Regions from separate parts of the Mus musculus genome. Here region 2 is linked to region 1. Evidence: chromatin loops called from intact Hi-C (ENCODE). Cell type or tissue: left cerebral cortex. All regions are shown on one strand. Each heading gives the region's core, and the rest is flanking DNA. Links, peaks and the distances in the headings are about the cores only.

What was found. A loop is a pair of places that touch in the nucleus more often than their neighbours do. Peaks named below come from ENCODE experiments on the same cell type or tissue, not always from the same donor. Only the 100,000 strongest peaks of a DNase experiment are listed, where the experiment ranks them.
Region 2: a loop joins it to region 1, with 2.1 times the contacts of the local background. A loop is called at or near these places in 3 of 42 quality-filtered maps.

What each region holds. Positions count from the first base shown.
Region 1 is chr16:84,680,889-84,683,705 of GRCm38, forward strand. 4930529L06Rik (RIKEN cDNA 4930529L06 gene) reads left to right here. Exons shown (of 3, transcript NR_040537.1): 2 at 710-825. Among named protein-coding and RNA genes, the nearest start is that of 4930529L06Rik, 2.5 kb to the left of the region's middle. In left cerebral cortex, for the core only: no CTCF peak of the experiment used is centred there; a DNase peak (open chromatin) is centred at 1,327.
Region 2 is chr16:84,625,770-84,628,586 of GRCm38, forward strand. No RefSeq gene overlaps it. Among named protein-coding and RNA genes, the nearest start is that of 4930529L06Rik, 53 kb to the right of the region's middle. In left cerebral cortex, for the core only: no CTCF peak of the experiment used is centred there; a DNase peak (open chromatin) is centred at 1,500.

The DNA.
Region 1 (2,817 bases), core at 262-2,761:
GAAACTCAATAAGTAACTGTGTCTAGACACGGCTTTTGTTTTGTTTTCTGGGTTTTTTTTAAAGTGGGGAGCAGGGTGTATTCATGACCACGTGTATTTCGGTTTGCACAGAGTCAACTCACTCTCCAAAGTCTGTAACAATCCATGTTGACTCATGCTTGCTAGTGAGATGGTACATTGTAAAATTCCACTTATGAGTAAGTTCAAATGACCTTTTGTAAAGTAAATATTTTAAGTGAAGAAATAATGCCCATTATGACAGAAACACTTTTCTGTCTATTATTTCAGGAAGAAAGTCTGTACAAAGCGATTGCTTACAATATCTGACTGTCTCAGCTAAAATAACTCGGCTCTCTAATTTAAATTTGTATCTAACAACTCTTGTTTCATACTAAATACATTTTGAAGGATTATTTAGAGAGGACCATGATCTAAACCTGTGTTTTCAATGTTAACAGGCTGTGAAAGGGATCCAAAAATAAGATGTGTTTAATCCTATGGTCTAGGAGGCTGTGCTTGATTTCTGTGTGATGTGAATCAATGCATTATAACTAATTATTCCTTTGATGGTTCTTGTTCCTTGTGCTGCCTTCTAAATGTTCACTAAAGTGAATGTAGCTTTTCTATGCTTGGATTTTAAGCTACCTAAGGGAAAGTCACTTCAATTAATTAATTTACCTTTAATTTTTTTTATTTATTATGTCTAAAGGAGCTCATGGTGATGGAGGGGGAGCCAGAGCACACATGTGGCAGTCAGAGAACAACTGAGAATGGTTGTCTTTTTCCACACTGATGGGGATGCCAGGGACCAAACTCAAGCACCAGGTTTGTGTGACATGTGCCTTCACCCACTGAGACATCTGGCTAGGCCTCAGTCCATGTCAAACACTAATCTGTAGCTACTCATTTCCCAATAGAGAAGTTTTAATGCACACACCCAAAAATTTGCAAGTATTCTATAGTGGGTCTAGTTTCTTCACGTAGGAAATCTTTTCTTCCTGTGACTACTACTACATGAAATATGAAATCTTCAAATCTCACCAAAAGGGCTTGTCACCAAAGCAACTTTTCTACTGTATTTTTAAGTCATTTTGTAATTGATCCCATAAATGTTTGAGTTTATGGCATGATACAGTTCAGGCTAAAAGCATAAGAGATGCAAGGTAGAAACTTTGAGTAGACCAAAGACAATGTGAAATCCCATGTGTCATTAAAATCAAGGGACTGTCTCGATTTAAAAAAAAAAAAATCTGAGCACATTGTAAGTGGATAATTCTTTGTGAGAAAACTCCCCCACCCACACTGCTCTCTGAAGCGTGTCTCAGAGTCTAAAGCAACCTCCCATTCCTTAGCACAGAAAACACGTTGGCTGCCTATTCTCAGCCTGTACTGTCTCTAAAGTTAAATATGTCACATTCAGTCTTGGGACATTACAGGAAATATGACCAACATTCTTCTCGTTACTGTGACACAGTGTGAAACACATACACACAAAAAAAAACCACCCTCAGGGCACTGCTTGTATTCCTTTTTAAATACCAGCAATTTGGGTAGATTGTTGCCACTGTGTCAGGGTAGGGTGAGCTACCTTCTACAGTTTCATTTCTTATATTTCACATCAAATTTCAAAGCACTAAAACCAAGTCTGTTATGTTTTAATCAATACTTACTAAGATATGCATATTGTTTCTATAGGCAGTGTGTCAAGTCAAAAAAGATAGAAATGGAGGGATGGCCATTGATGAAATGCTTGCTAGGCAAGCTTGCTGGCCTGAATCTGATCCCTAGGTCGCACATTGAGAGAGAGAGAATGTATTTCTGAAAGCTCTCTGACTTCCACATTACCATGACATCTGTACATCCACACATGATACATTCACAATCACACAACAATAAAGTGTTTGTTTTAAAATAGAGATTTTATTTGTCTGATCTCAGTGTAAGAGGATGGGACTAGCCTCGAAGAGACTTAATGTACCAGGGTGGGGGTATATAACAGGGGACCACACCTGCTCAGAGGAGAAGAGGGGGCCTGGGGGAAGAATTGTGGGAATGAGAGGAATGGAAAGTGAATAAGTGTGTGTGTGTGTGTGTGTGTGTGTGTGTGTGTATAAAGAGATTTTTTCCAAACCGCAAGTATATATCATTTTATTACTTTTGCCACTTCCTACTGTTCACTGAAGTATTTCACATTCTAAAGAACTTTGAAAGTAGACTATTTAGTAGAAGATAAACATTTTTTAAACACTTCTGGCTATTGAATTTTAGTCTGCAATAATTTGAAATTTTAACTTAACACGGGAAGGAACATCAATATTTTGTTATGGAGGAAAATGTTAAGGAACTAAGTAACAGCTATCATTAAAGAGAATAGACCTTAATTGTTCATGTTGCCATTTTAGAAAGGTGGCCTCATCTCTGTGCTGTTCCACCACGGTTCTCATTTATTGCAACCACAGGACTTCTATAGAGTTAAATAAGACATTTTACTTATGTTAACAAAATATTTATCATGCCTTAGGTGTCATCCATAAACTTGGTGGGGTTTTTTGCATAATATGTTTGGTGTATTTGTCATTAATGCAAGTAGAAGTTGAAAGGTTGTTTGCTGTTTCCACATGGTTGGTGGCTTGCATGGCATTTCTTTTTTTCTTTAAAATTATTCTTCTCTGCTGACTGTCCTCTAAATCAAAATAGTAGTAGTGTGTTTGATCTTAAACCCTTTGCACACTTGAAACACGATGTGATAATGAGCATCCTCTAGATCTGTAACTGCCTATGCTCAAGCTGATTGACAATAAAAAGATGTGTGAGCAG
Region 2 (2,817 bases), core at 265-2,764, 55 kb before region 1:
TTTTACATCCCTCCAGAGAGACCTGAGGAAGTTGGAAACATTTAATGTTTTCCTTACAAGTGTTTTTCTTTCCCTGCAAGACAGTTATGTCAAATGTTATTGAAGGAAAGGCAATTGACTCACCAGAACAAAAGGAAAAGGTGTGTCTGCTGCTTAAAGTAAATGAAGAAGCAAATACAGAAAGACTTTGAAAAACCTGTCAGTCACAGTAGAATTGAGAAGCCGGGCAGTGGTGGCTCCTGCCTTTAATCTCAGTACTTGGGAGGCAGAGGCAAGCAGATTTCTGAGTTTCAGGCCAGGCTGGTCTACAGAGTGAGTTTCAGGACAGCCAAGGCTATATACATAGAAACCCTGTCTCAGAAAACAAACAAACAAACAAAAAACAATAAACAGTAGAATTGAGGATACTGGTAGACAACAAATGCAGAGGGTCTCCTGAACTCTCCCTTCCTGATTTGATATGTTAGCAACAGGACATCCTTGAAGAGATCAACTGTGACCTTGTTTTCAGCTCCCACGATACTGATAAGTTGAGACCTACAGGTCGAATAATCTACAAGATGTTAACGTATGACCACAACCAGTTTTACTCCATGGCAGCAACAAAAGATTAATACAATTATAAATCTCTAGCTCTCTCTTAGTTTTATTTTAAAGTCCAGGAGATATCATTCTTCATAAAAGGTAAAGGATATTATTTCAAATAATGTGATCACTGTGGAGGTGTGCTCTGTGTGAGGGCAAAAACTCCACTCAGAAAATGGAAAATTATCTAAACATTCCTGATCACATTAAACTTAAGTTGAAGAAGGAAGCCACATACTTACTAACAACAAAAGCAGACTCAACAGGTTTTATTTATGTAGTTGTGCATATATATGTAACAATAATGATTATAAACAAAAAAAGGCTATCACTTTGAAAGTGGGAAGGATTGAAGAAAAAAGACATGAGGAAGGCTGGATGGTGGGAAGTGGAAGTTGTGTAACTATATTTTAATTTAAAATGTATAACAATAAAGCTATATACATATATAATAAAATAACATATAGCATGATTCTGGGTATGGTGGCACATAGTTGTAATCTAGCATTTGAGAGGCAGAGCCAGAAAGCTTGCCACAAGCTTGAATCCAGCCTCATCCACAGAGTGATTTCTAGGATTTCAAAATTTCCAGAAATTTTAGTTTGTTATTCTTTCCATCTCTTTATTCATAATTATGACCTTGTGAAATAGGATTTTCACATTTTTCTGTGACAAAAATCTTTGAAAATGGAGTTCTGAGTTTTATTCTACACCATCTTACATTTAAAAAGTACATTCAACTAGATTTGATCATACTTTATAACACAGTACTATGTATAGAGTATTTGTAACTAGGTCAACATGTGCTGTTTCTAGGCACCACCAAAGGGCTAATTTTGTTATGCCCATAATAGAACATTACCAGAGTAACAGGACCAACATGACTCATTGATGCTTGACTGTGCTTTGCACTGTAGGTGATGTCAAGTTGAAGGCTCAGTGACTGATGCAGTTGCGCAAGTCTCCTCTGACAGATCAGACATGACTCTCACCAAAATACCAACCATCATAAGAGACGATGTGTTGTTCCCAGAGAAAAGGTGATGTCACCCCACCCCCTTGAAGGTTTGATATCCAGCTGGTGGTGCTGCAGAGAGGTAGTAGAAGCCCTGGGGGGTAAGGGTCCAGCTGAAGGTCATAGGTCATTTCCTGAAAGGTATAGGAGCTTCTCTTCTTCCCCCGATCTCCATCATCCTCTCTACCGCTCCTTATCATCGGCCATGAGGTGAACAGCTTTGCTCCAACACATTCTCCCGCCATAACGTTCTAAATCATAGCAGCCAAGAAACACAACAACGGAGCAGCCAAGGGACCACAGTCTGAGATCTCTGAAACTGAGAGCCAAAGGAACCTTTCTTCCTCCAATTTGATTGCCTCTGGTATTTTGTTACAGCATAAGAGTGACAAAAACGTGTGAATCTAGAAATCACTCTCACCATCTTTCCTCTTACACACTGTGCACAGAGTTTGTCAGCAAATCCTATTTACTTTGCCTTCAAATTATACCCAGGGTCTGGCTGCTTATTATTTGATGTCACCTTGGTCCAAGAAGATTATTTTTTGCCTGTATTTTTGTGATCGACTTGTACCTCCTCTATTAATAAATGTGTCCAATTTCAACATATTCCCCAAAGAGTAGTCAGTGAAATTATATTATAATGTGTTCCCAGGGATGGGGAGAACTCCGGGTGGGTCAGCTGCTTGATGCACAACTACAAGGATCTGAATTGAAATCCATGAATCCACAGAAAGCAATTGTGCATATCTGTAATCTTACTGCTCATATGGCAATATGGGCGACCAGAAAAAGATCCTCCAAAGCTAAAACAAAACAAACATTGTAACACACAACACAGCAGTAAAAATGGGCAACAACTCAACAAAAAGAGAACATTAGTTAAGCTATTGTGTACCCACATGAAGACACGCATTCCCACACAAGGAAAAAAGACATAGAAAAATAAATTGCAGCATAATATCCAAAGTATTTGACCAAATGATCACCAATTTTAGGTTCTTTCTAATTTTCAGCCTCTATTTTATCATGTTTCCATGATGATCATAAATATAGGGATAAAAAAGATAAATGTGGTGATAATGAACTACAAAAACAGTTCTTTTAATAAATGAAGCTTATGTTTCTGCACTTTTCTATGAACTTTGAAAAACACGTTTACTTGGTTAAGACGGAAACAGCTATAAACTTCAGAAAAACTATTAATTCGTTTCTTC